3 separate regions of the Homo sapiens genome follow, and all the other regions are linked to region 2. The links are chromatin contacts, found by Hi-C or POLR2A ChIA-PET in ENCODE. All regions are on one chromosome and are shown on one strand. Each heading gives the region's core, a stretch centred on a gene start or an enhancer-like site at or near the end of the contact. The rest is flanking DNA. Distances are from core to core; before and after follow the strand shown.

Evidence for each region. A loop is a pair of places that touch in the nucleus more often than their neighbours do. ChIA-PET counts read pairs that join two places held with the same protein, here RNA polymerase II (POLR2A). Pooled maps may share reads with other maps.
Region 1: a pooled map shows a loop between it and region 2 (7-fold over the local background). The contact joins the promoter of SGF29 here to the promoter of NPIPB8 in region 2. A Hi-C loop is called at or near these places in 2 of 50 pooled maps.
Region 3: a map of endothelial cell of umbilical vein shows a loop between it and region 2 (5-fold over the local background). The contact joins the enhancer-like site here to the promoter of NPIPB8 in region 2. A Hi-C loop is called at or near these places in 3 of 168 maps with a recorded cell type or tissue (CD4-positive, alpha-beta T cell, GM23248 and endothelial cell of umbilical vein), 1 of 37 single-sample maps with no recorded cell type and 1 of 50 pooled maps. POLR2A ChIA-PET finds 5 or more read pairs at or near these places in 4 of 52 experiments (OCI-LY7, RWPE1, activated naive CD4-positive, alpha-beta T cell and 1 more).

Annotation. Positions count from the first base shown.
Region 1 is chr16:28,552,120-28,556,079 of GRCh38, reverse strand. It overlaps SGF29 (SAGA complex associated factor 29), which reads right to left and starts at 2,160. Exons shown (of 10, transcript NM_138414.3): 1 at 1,983-2,160. RefSeq lists a silencer at 1,732-1,851 and an enhancer at 1,872-2,191.
Region 2 is chr16:28,636,413-28,640,247 of GRCh38, reverse strand. It overlaps NPIPB8 (nuclear pore complex interacting protein family member B8), which reads right to left and starts at 2,183. Exons shown (of 8, transcript NM_001310136.2): 1 at 2,098-2,183; 2 at 1,768-1,925. The coding sequence starts at 1,887.
Region 3 is chr16:28,571,178-28,575,154 of GRCh38, reverse strand. All of the region lies in intron 1 of SGF29 (SAGA complex associated factor 29), which reads right to left. Among named protein-coding and RNA genes, the nearest start is that of SGF29, 19 kb to the right of the region's middle. Within about 2 kb of position 1,813, at least 7 of the 41 ENCODE cell types and tissues checked have a DNase peak (open chromatin) inside an H3K27ac peak, as active enhancers do.

The DNA of each region.
Region 1 (3,960 bases), core at 911-3,410, 84 kb after region 2:
TTTCTCATTTAAACCTTACAGCAATCCTATAAAATAGATAACAGAATAGTAAGTATAGTGAAGAAACTGAAATTCAGATAGGTTATGCTAGGTAACTCAGGAAAAATAGGTAGTTGAGCTGGGGCTGCAAGGCTGCAAGTTCTAAAACCTATGCTCTTCCTCTGAATTCCAAGTTGTGTCACGACTTCAGCATATTCAATAGTAAAAGAGATCACAAAAGTGGAAGCTGCCAACCCACCATTAGGCTATTATGACAACACTCAAAGTATCACCAGTAAAATGATGATTGAGGCAACTGAAAAACAAAGCTAGGGAAATGTGATGGTTAACTTTATGTGTCAAACTGATTGGGCTAGGGGATTCCCAGATAGCTGGTGAAACACTTTAGAGTGTGTCTGTGAGTTTCCTGAGGGTTTGCTTTCCTGGGCTTCCAGCTTGCAGATGGCAAATCTCGGGACTTCTCAGCCTCTATAATAGTGTCACCCAATCCATCACAATAAATCTCTTTTAAAATAGCTATACAGTTGACCCTCAAACAATGCAGGTTTTAATTGTGCAGGTCCACTTATATGTGGATTTTCTTCCACCTCTAGAACTCTTTTTTGAGACAGGGTCTTGCTCTGTCACCCAGGCTAGAGTGCAGTGGCACGATCTTGGCTCACTGCAGCATCCACCTCCTGGGTTTAAGTGATTATTGTGCCTCAGCCTCCCAAGTAGCTGGGATTACAGGCGTGCACCACCACGCCCGGCTAATTTTTTAATTTTTTTTTTTTTTTTTAGAAGAGACTGGATTTCACCACGTTGCTCGGGCTGGTCTCAAACCCCTGAGCTCAGGCAGTCTGCCCACCTCGGCCTCCCAAAGTGCTAGGATTACACGCATGAGCCACCGCGCCTGGCCAGTATTTACATTTAAAATGTGAAACTGGGATTGCGGTGGCTCATGCCTGTAATTCCAGCATTTGGGGAGGCTTTGGTTAGGAGGACTGCTTAAGCCCAAGAGTTTGAGGCTGCAGTGAGCTGTAATAACACCACTGTTCTCCAGTCTGAGCAACAGAGAACGTGTCTCTAATAAAAACAAAAATGTGAGATGATGCCTAGGTTAGAATCAGCAGAGGAGAAGCCAGAGAGAGCAGAGGCAAAGGAAGAGAACGTTCAGCAAGCCAAATGAAAACAGTGTTTCAAGGAGGGGCAGTGATCCACAGCATCAAATGCTGAACAGGACTGAGACCTAACTTAACAATGCATTTGGCCACCTAGAGATCACTGGTGGCTTTGACAAGAAGCCTTTTTAGTGGAGTGGTGGAGACCAAAGCCTGACTAGAGGCTCAAGGGTTCAAGACTTGGAGGAGAAAAGGCATTAGTGAGGGTAGACTAAGGCCTTTGGCTGCAAACCGGAGCCGAGGAGGAGGTAACTGGAGGATAGCGAGGGTGAAGGAGGCTGTTTTGTTGTTCTTAAGACGGGCATTTTTTGGCCGGGCGCGGGGGCTCACGCCTATACTCCCCACACTTTGGGAGGCCGAGGCGGGAGGTTGAGCCTCCTGGGCAAACGACGAGCTGTTAGTGTATCTTGTTAAGAACTATATATATATACAAAATTTTTGTGCAAATCATAAAATAAGTGCTGGAGTTCGGGGCCCATCCTCTGTCCGCATCTTCGTGACCCGGGTCCGAGTACCCCACCTGGAAGCTGCGTCCGTGCCGAGCCCAGCGTGTCGCTGTTTCCCACCCTCGCCGGGGATGGAAGCACGCAAGCGCAGACCTCGAGCGGCCGGGCGCAGGGCCCGCCCTCCCCGAGCCCCGGCCCCGCCCTCCTCTCCCGCCCCCACCCCCACGAGCCCCGCCCCCCTCCCGCCCAGAGCGCGTGCGCACCGCCCCTAGAGCGCCGCCTCAGGGAGGTCGGGAGCCGCGGCGCGGAGGGAGGACTCAGCCCTTCGCTCCCGCGTTTCGCCGGAGGTCTCAGGCCACGGCCCGTCGCCACCTACCGAGTCCGGGACAAAACAAGCTCGTCGGGCTGGAAACTGCGACGAGGGGAGCAGGCGCGTTCCTCGAACCCTTTTTCGGAGTCTGCGGATGATCACAGACCTGCGTTCGAAGATTGGCGGCACGTCGAGAACCGCACACGCTTTTTTTTCCTTTTATGAGCGTAGTCGCGCGCGGAGGACCTTGCACGCATGCGTAGTCGTTCCTCTGTGACGTGACCCGCTGCCCCGTGGGAAATGTAGTTTTCACTTGGCACACCGCTCCGGCTCTTGGCGGAACCCTAATTTAACCAACCAAAGTGCTTGTGCGTTTTCAGCGTTTTCTCCCATTTCCCCAGACTCTATTTAAAACAAAATGCAATAAATAAATAAATAAATAAAACTTGAAAGCGAACAGATTGCTGCTTGCTGGAGGTGGGTGGGCGCAGGGGTAATATGAAAACTGTACTTTCTGCTCAATTTTGTTGTGAACCTAAAAATGCCCTAAAAAATAAAAGTCTGTTGTTAAAAAATTAATTAAAAACAGGCCGGGCGCGGTGGCTCACGCCTGTAATCCCAACACTGGGACGCTAAGGCGGGCGGATCACCTGAGTTCAGGAGTTTGAAACCAACCCGGCCAACATGGTGAAACCCCGTCTCTACTAAAAAATACAAAAATCAGCCGGGCGTGGTGGCGGGTGCCTGTAATCCCAGGTACTGGGGAGGCTGAGGCTGGAGAATCGCTTGAATTCAGGAGGCGGAGGTTGTAGTGACTGGAGATTGTACCATTGCACTCCAGCCTGGGTGACAAGAGGGAAACTCCATCTCAAAAAAACAAACAAACAAAAAACAAGCAGATCTTTAGACCCAGAAATCGCACTTCTAGGGAATCTTCTCAGGAAAGTACTAAGGATATGGACGTGCAATGGACATGTAGCCTCAATGGTATTTTATCGAAAGCCATCCTGGTATCTTAAAGTTTCTTACATAACCTACAAATGTCTGTAATTATTTGTTGATTATTTGATAAACTTGCAAGTCCTATGAGATTGGGATCATCTTGTGTTCACCTGTGTATTCCTAGTACCTAGCACAGTGCCTGGCCATCACATGTTTCTTTTTTTTTCTCTTTGAGACAGGGTCTCGCTCTGTTGTCCAGGTTGGAGTGCAGTGGTGCCATCAGGGCTCCTGAGTAGCTAGGACTACAAGCACACACCAGCACATTCTGCTGATTTTTAAATTTTTTTTGGTAGAGATGGGGGTCTTGCTATGTTGCATAGGCTGGTCTTGAGTTCCTGGGCTCAAGCGATCCTCCTGCCTCAGCCTCCCAAAGTGCTGGGATTACAGGCATGAGCCACCAACCTCAGCCCCGTCAGTATTTTTCTGTTTATTAGAGAATCTCAGGCGTTAGCACTGAAACTATGTTAACCCCAAAATTAATGCATCATTTTCTTCCATCACACTTGCAGTTCTTTCTGTGGGCGTCAGGTCAGTGAATGACATGCCCATCCACCCAGCTGCAGTTCTACTTACTGCCTTTTATGAAGGTTATGCTTTGAGGGATTTTGCAAATTTTGCATTTGTAAAGGTCTCAGGGGCTCTTTTTCCTGATTGTTAAATATCAGCCCTAGCTAGGCCAGGCGTGGTGACTCACGCCTGTAATCCCAGCACTTTGGGAGGCCGAGGTGGGCAGATCACGAGGTCAGGAGTTTGAGACCAGCCTAGCCAATATGATGAAACCATGTCTCTACTAAAAATACAAAAATTAGCTGGGCATGGTGGCACGCACCTGTAGTCCCAGCTACTCTGGAGGCTGAAGCAGGAAAGAACCACTTGAACCCAGGAGGCGGAGGTTGCAGTGAGCCAAGATTGCGCCACTGCACTCCAGTCTGGGCAACAGAGCAAGACTCTGTCTCAAAAAATAAATAAATAAAATAAATTTAAAAAATCAACCCTAGTCACTGATCAGGAGAGATGTAGAGCTTACAGTTGTTTTTTAAAT
Region 2 (3,835 bases), core at 934-3,433:
TTACCTACAGTGATACCTAGCCCATCCTAGCAGGCATGCACCATCTACCCCACACTCTGTGATGCAGACTAGCCTGCCGTCAGAACATGAACTGGTGGTCAGACACACATAGGTTTCAGTTCCAGCTCTGCCTCTTATTGACTGTAACCTCAGGCTTAACTTTCAGTCTCTGAGCCTCAGTTTCAACTCTGTAAAATGAGGTGGCTATACCATCTCAGGTTGCAGAGAGAATTAAATGAAATATAAGTGCATGTAGAGCATTGAACCCAGGGCCTGGCACACACAGTGAGTACACAATGTTAGCCATGTAGCTTCATGATGCATACTGATTGTCAATATTCAGACAATGCAGTAAAGTGTTACCAAAAATAAAAGTAAACTTATTTGCATATGTATTCTTTCAATCTTTATTTTTAAACAGGGTAAAACTATGCATATTCTTTCATAGCCAGTGTTTTTCTCTTCATAGTATATTGTTAAAATAATTTTATCTTGGACGGGGTGTAGCGGCTCACACCTATAGTCCCAGCACTTTGGGAGGCCACGGTGGGCAGATCACGAGGTCAGGAGTTGACACGAGCCTGGCCAATATGGTGAAACCCCATCTCTACTAAGAATACAAAAATTAGCTGGGCATGATGGTGCACACCTGTAGTCCCAGCTACTCAGAGGCTGAGGCAGAGGAATTGCTTGAACCCGGGAGACGGAGGTTGCAGTGAGCCAAGATTGTGCCATTGCACTCCAGCCTGGGGGACAGAGTGAAACTCTGTCTCAAAAAAAAAAAAAAAAAAATATATATATATGTGTGTGTGTGTGTGTCTGTGTGTGTGTCTGTGTGTGTGTGTGTGTATCTATATAAATCTCAAAAATAAAAGATCATTTTTGAGATTATTATTTTAAAAGACAAGATAATGTTCAACTTAATGACTAATTTAATTATTACTATTGGACTTTTTGTAGACTGCACAGAGCATTCAAAACAAATGAAGGAGAATAAAAAATATGTATTACATGTTGTAAAATAAATGTGATGTGGTTAATTCTTTTATTCAAAATTATAGAACATATATATGTACTATAGAATGTATTTCTTATTATGAGTCATGTTAAAAAGTAGTTTAGAAGCTGTTGATTTGAATTTCCTTTTCAAATTTTGCAGGATAATTTTTTTTTTTTTTTTTGACAGAGTCTCGCTCTGTCGCACAGTCTGGAGTGCAATGGCGTGATCTTGGCCCACTAAAACCTCCACCTCCTGAATCTAAGCAATTCTCCTGTCTCAGCCTCCTGAGTAGCTGGGACTACAGGCTCACACCACCATGCCCGGCTAATTTTTGTATTTTTAGTAGGGACGAGGTTTTGCCATATTGGTCAGGCTGGTCTTGAAGTCCTGGCCTCAGGTGATCCACCAGCCTCAGCCTCCCAAAATGCTGGGATTACAGGCATGAGTCACCATGCCCAGCCTAAACTTGGCAAGATAATAAATAAACTTTTTAAGTGTCGTTGGGCACTTGTCTGGTTGTTTTTCTTTAGGTTACCATGCCAGCAATGATTCCTTTTGAGTTTCTGACAGAAGATAGTGGTTTTCATCCAAATAAGTCAACTACTTTACCCCATCCCTAAGCCACTTGTATGGAAAGAAAAAGAGGAAGAAGCCAGTACTGTGACTGCGTAAGCTTCCCCCAGCATCACCCGCTATGAGATGTGTGGCAGCTGAGACCCGGGAACTGCTCAAGGGCACCAGGCCCCATCTTGTCTGCACTCACTCACCTTCCTCAGGTACTCGCATGGGCATGTCACTGACTTTACATGCTGCTGCAGCTCCTTGGTGAGCTGGCCCTGGTCATGGGACAGGAACTGTGGGGTCAGGACAATAGAGAGCTTCACCATTTGCAGAATGAGAACAGGGGCTCATGATGAGTGCCAACCTATTAGACAATTAAGAAAAAAAGTTTGTTGAATGAGTGGAAAAACAAGGTGATGTTTGAGTCTATAGTGGTCAAGAGCATAGGGGCTTCAGAAAAGGACAGAACCAAGTTCAAATTCCTGTACTTTGAATTTCTACTTCATGCCATGCAAAATTACTTTACCCCTTTTAACCTCAGTTTTCTTCTGTGTGAAACAGGAACAATAGTTTCATTCGTCATTCAGTTTCTCTCAAGGTTTCATGAGATCATACCTATAAAACATCCAAGTCATTTAAATGTATCATCATTTCTGTCATAATTAGTGGGATCCATTTCACTATTATTGGATATACAGTTCTGTGCCTGAAACCTACAAAAAAGAAAATGTTAAGTCTAAAAAGCATTAGTGATTTCTCATTTTTATATTACTAATTATAACCCTATTTAATCACACAAGGCCTTGTTCATGGCAGGTGCTCAATAAACACTTGTCAAATCAATGCATGTTTAGATTCTATTCTGTTTAGATTCTACACTGTTTAGATTCTATTCTGCCTCCACCACTTATCAGCTGTGTGATCTGGGTAAGATAATTCACCTCTTTATGTCTGCACTTCCCTCTCCATAAACTATATATAATGAGAATCCTTAGCTCATTCGGTTGTGGTGACGGGTGAATGATTTGGCACACAGGAGGGGCTTCTTAAACATTAGCTGTGATGATCTCCTTCCAAATCTTCATTTTCAGAGCCACAGATGAGGCCATAGTGCAACCAGGTGACCTTAGAGTGTAAGTACACATGATCGCCAGCTATGCTCTGTCTCCACCATAGGTCCAAGACTGGGTAGTTCCGGCCTGGTGGTTTCTGCTGCATCTGCCTTCTCAGTGCTCACCTAAGGACTTTTGTATTTTCCTCCTCGCATCCCCACAGATGGGGTTCAGGCTGCCGGACACAGCTGGGTGATGCCAGGGCAGTGGTCACCTGTGCCAGCCCTGTGAGGTAGCTGGAGGATCATTGTTCCTTCCTTCTCGGGCTCTGGGCAGATGCCAGGGCTGGGGTGACCCATGCCCTCAAGTTTCTTGCTTTGGTGGGCCACATTTTCCCTTGGCAAAGAGGGTAAAGGTCACAGGATGCCAGAGAGCTGTGACTTCTCTGTGCCCTGGGCCCAAACTATGAAGACCTGACACACTATGCTAAAAGTCCAAGGCTGGGTGCTCCCCAGAGCTTCTTGCCTCACCGCTTCTGCTGAGGGAGGAATGAATACTATGTCCTCCCAGAGCTTTGGGAGCTTGTAGCAAGCAGCCTCCCCAGCACAAAATCTCTTGGAAACCTCTAACTGTGTCTGAAACATTAGTGCAAATGTTGGATCATATTTCCCATATGTCCGCATGTTTTAGGAAAAAACCCTCAATTTCCTAAATATGCAAGAAAAATCGATATTGTAGGACAATGTGACTTTTTAAAAAATGTTATTTAAAAATCTTCCCCACCTCCTTTTCTGCCCTCCAAGACTGCCAAATACTTGTTGAACAAATATTATTAAAAGCCTACTACGTGCCAGCCATGATTCATGGTCTTGGGGACACAGCAGAGAACGAACTGACAGGATTCCTCTCTTATGCAACTCACATTCTTACATGATAATGATAAGGGTTAACATTAATTAAGCCGTCACTACGTGTTAGTCATGGTGCAGTCATTCCCACACATTATTACACTTAAACCTGCTAGCAAGCTTGCAAGGTAGTTAGTTGTTTTTCCTTTAAAAACTGAGTCTCAGAATGATGAAGCACTTTGTCCAATGTCACACGGCTAGTAAGTGTGGACACCTTGCATCCAATCAATGCCCATCTCATTCTAAAGGCCATGTTATGTGTTCTCCAGCCCATGGAGAATAATTTTAACACAGTCAATGAAATTTCTACACAA
Region 3 (3,977 bases), core at 564-3,063, 65 kb after region 2:
TCCTGGTGCCAGTACCCCCAGGGCTTGTATACCATAGGGAAAGGGTGGTTCAGAAGGGATGCACTGGACAACTGAAGTATGATAACATCAAGATGGTGTGACCCCATGGCAGGATTTATGGTAAGTATGTACTCTTACACAAGGAACAATAGACAAACTGGAAATCTTGGAGTCCTTTCCAGAACTGGAATTAATCAGAAGTGAACACGGTGAATTAGAATACAGGATGAAGTTGCTTTAGTCTCCCTAGTTGCATTAGTTAAAACCACACAAAAGAATAAAAGTGGAGTTTAGATCACAGATTGGAAGTGGATAAATCTGAGCATGATCAGCATGCAGGCTGTTGCTAAAGTCTTGGGAACTGATGAGGCTAGAGACTATCTGCTAAGTGAGGAAAAAGGAAAGAACCCCAGTGAGCCATAACAAAGAAAGTGAAGGTGTGGACAGAAGATGCAAGCTCAGTGGCCAGATCAGGGAAGGTGTGGCTTGGCATAGAAAGGGTTATTCTCTCCTGCTAAAGCAGGAATCCTGGCTGAAACTGTTATAGGGAGTTGGACAGGCAGGAGCAGGGCAGGAGAGGGCTCTCCCCCACCCACTAGGTGCCAGGGAGAGGCCATTTCCTGACGGTCCACACTTGATGCACTGAAGTGTTAATTGAATGCAGACACCAAGGAGACGCACCTTCCTGAGCATGCACATTAAGAGACCAAATGGCAGAGCATGGCCTCCCAGGGCACATCACCAGAACAGTGAAGAAAGCCTCAGATGGGCATCCGTACAACTTCCTACACACTGTGTATGTGCCCACCTCCCAAGGGTAAGGAGCACACTGTGCATGCGGGCAGCTCGCCGTGAGGGAAGAATCATGGGAAAAGGGCCAGCCTTGGTCCTAGAATGTCCTAGGATCAAGGTTAAACACCGCACTGGACCTCAGCACCCACGTGGGTCTCCTTCAAGTGTACTTCTCCTTTCTTTCCTGTTCCAAAGCTTCTTAATGAACTTCCACTCCTGCTCTGAAACTTGCCTCGGTCTTTTCCTGCCTTGTGCCCAAGTCGAATTCTTAACAGGCAAGAAGTGAGATTGCTGCAAACCCGTACAGATTTGCTGCTGGTAACTCAGATACCTTCCACCCGTAACAAAACCAATGGCCCGCCTTGCACATGCCCGCACCTGAGCCCTATTAACAGCCCCACCACTGGACAGGGGGTTTTACTTTACACAGCACTGTCACAAACAGCGAGAGGTGCTGCAACCACGTGGCCAAGTCATCTGGTTAGCCTTCCCTTAGCACACTTCAAACCTCCTCTCTCCTCAATATCCTTGATACTGCCCTCAGACCCAGGCCTGGGTCCTATTAGCTGATATCTGAGGTTCCTACTTCACTCGGAAGGGAAGCCAGAGACTTTATGCCCACCATCAAAACTACAAGCTCTGTATAGCAATGCCTGTCACCTCTGCCTTCACCCTAAAGAGGGAAAAACAGTCTTCATTTGTGTTCTGAACTCCATCTCCCCTCCGACTGTCAGCGAATCCTTTCTCCTCTACCAGTGAACAAGCATGATTGAGGAGAGTTCATCCTGAAAAAACACAAAAGAGCTTCCAAACCCCTTTAGAGGCCCCCACCTCTGTTCCTCTTCACGGCAAAACTTCTTCCCTAAATTGTGCAGGGATCCGGTGCTGCTTCCTTGTCCCCACTTCACTTTCCAACCCACTTCTCTAGCTCTGTCCTCATCAGTCTCTCATCAAGAGAGTCAACAGCCCCTGCAGGGGAAGCGTGAGGGCCCTCTCTGCTGCTTCCGATGTGGCCTACTGATCTTGACATGATGCTACTCCCTTCTCCTCTGGCTTCAGGGCCTCCCTCCTGGCAGTTCGCCGGCCACCCACCTCCAGCTCCTCCTCTGGGCTGGAGCCTGGCTATCTCTTACACCCCCCCAGGTCCTCACCCCCACTTCCCAGCTGTGTAGTGCCATCTCCCAATCTGTACATCCGTCAAAAGAAAGTCACAGAAGGGATGATAAACAGCACCAAATGCCACAGAAGAGGACTCAGAGGGGTCTCCCAAAGCTGAGGAAGTCACTGAGGACCTTGGGGAAAACATTTTCCGTGGAAGAGACAGAAGCCAACACACAGGAGGGGGAGGCAAATGCAGGAAGCAAATGTAGGTTACTCTGTCTGGGAGTACAGCTGGGAGGCCAGCGAGCAAGAAGGGGTATGGGGGGTGCTGAATGGAGGAAAGTGACACGGAGGAATGTGAACACGTGGCTGGGGGGAGTTTCATGCTGAGAAGCCAGGGACAGAAGAGGGGGCTGTGTGAGAGGAGGCAGGCGCAGCGAGAGACAGGCTCTAGCACTGGATCATACCCAGCGACACCTCCCCGGCTCAGCTGACATTCCTTCTGGCCTGTTCCCTCTACACTGTCTCAGACACACGATCTTGCTGCCTGCCCACTCCTACCTGCAAAGCCCTTTCCCTTCTGGCTCAAGGCTGCGCTTGCCTGACCAGTCCTAAAGAAGCACACTTTTCTCTTGCTTGATTCTTCCTAGAACTGACATGGACTCTGCAACACGCCTTTAGAAACTGGCCTTCTACCGGGCGCAGTGGCTCACGCCTGTAATACCAGCACTTTGGGAAGCCGAGGCAGGCGGATTACCTGAGGTCAGGAGTTTGAGACCAGCCTGGCCAACATGGTGAAACCCTGTATCTACTGAAAATACAAAAGTTAGCCAGGCGTGGTGGCCGGTGCCTGTAATCCCAGCTACTCGGAGGCTGAGGCAGGAGAGCTGCTTGAACCCAGCAGGCGGATGTTGCAGTGAGCCGAGATCGTGCCACTGCACTCCAGCCTGGGCAACAAGAGCTCCGTCTCAAGAAAAATACAAAAGGGCCGGGCGCAGTGGCTCACGCCTGTAATCCCAGCACTTAGGGAGGCTGAGGCAGGTGGATCACAAGGTCAGGAGATTGAGACAATCCTGGCTAACACAGTGAAACCCCATCTCCACTAAAAATACTAAAAATTAGCCGGGCGTGGTGGTGGGTGCCTGTGGTCCCAGCTACTCGGGAGGCTGAGGCAGAATGGCGTGAACCCGGGAGGCAGAGCTTGCAGTGAGCCGAGATTGTGCCACTGCACTCCAGTCCGGGCAACAGTGCGAGACTCCGTCTCAAAAAATAAAAATAAAAATAAAAAAAGAAGAAACTGGCCTTCTAGCCAGCTGCTATTGGTGTATCTTTTCTTCCCCAACAGACTAGAAGCTCTCAGGCAAGAACGGAAATCTCTGCTTTCATCAATCAATCACCACTCATTAGTAGCGTCAGGGACTTAGCAGGCACTTTTCTAATTTTCACTACTTCACACCCCAGCTCTCTCCTTCCCTGACCCCCATCTCCACAGTTAGGTCCACTTTGGATTTCCTTACATTGACTCTTCCAAACTTTTTTTGAAAGCGTAGGCTTTCCTTGGCTTCTGCAAGCTACCGCGTCAACTATGAACCACATGGTACTGACTCCCAAATCGATCCCCAGCCCAGAGGGCTTCCCAAAGATTCAGAATCTTTTTTTTTTTTTTTTTTAAGGCGGAGTCTAGTTCTGTCGCCAGGCTGGAGTGCAGTGGCGTGATCTTGGCTCACTGAAACTTCCACCTCCCTGGTTCAAGCGATTCTCCTGCCTCAACCTCCCAAGTAGCTGGGATTACAGGTGTCTGCCACCACGCCCAGCTAATTTTGTATTTTTAGTAGAGACGGGGTTTTGCTTTGTTGGCCAGGCTGGTCTCGAACTCCTGACCTCAGGTGATCCACCTGCCTCGGCTTCCCAATGTGCTGAGATTACAGGCGTGAGCCACCATGCCTGGCCAACAACAGAAATTTATTGCTCACAGTTCTGAAGGCCGGAAAGTACAAGATCCAGGCCCCAGTAGATTCGGCATCGCTCTCCGCTTCAAAGATGGTGCCTTCTCACTGCATTCTCAACATGGCAGAAGGGGCAAC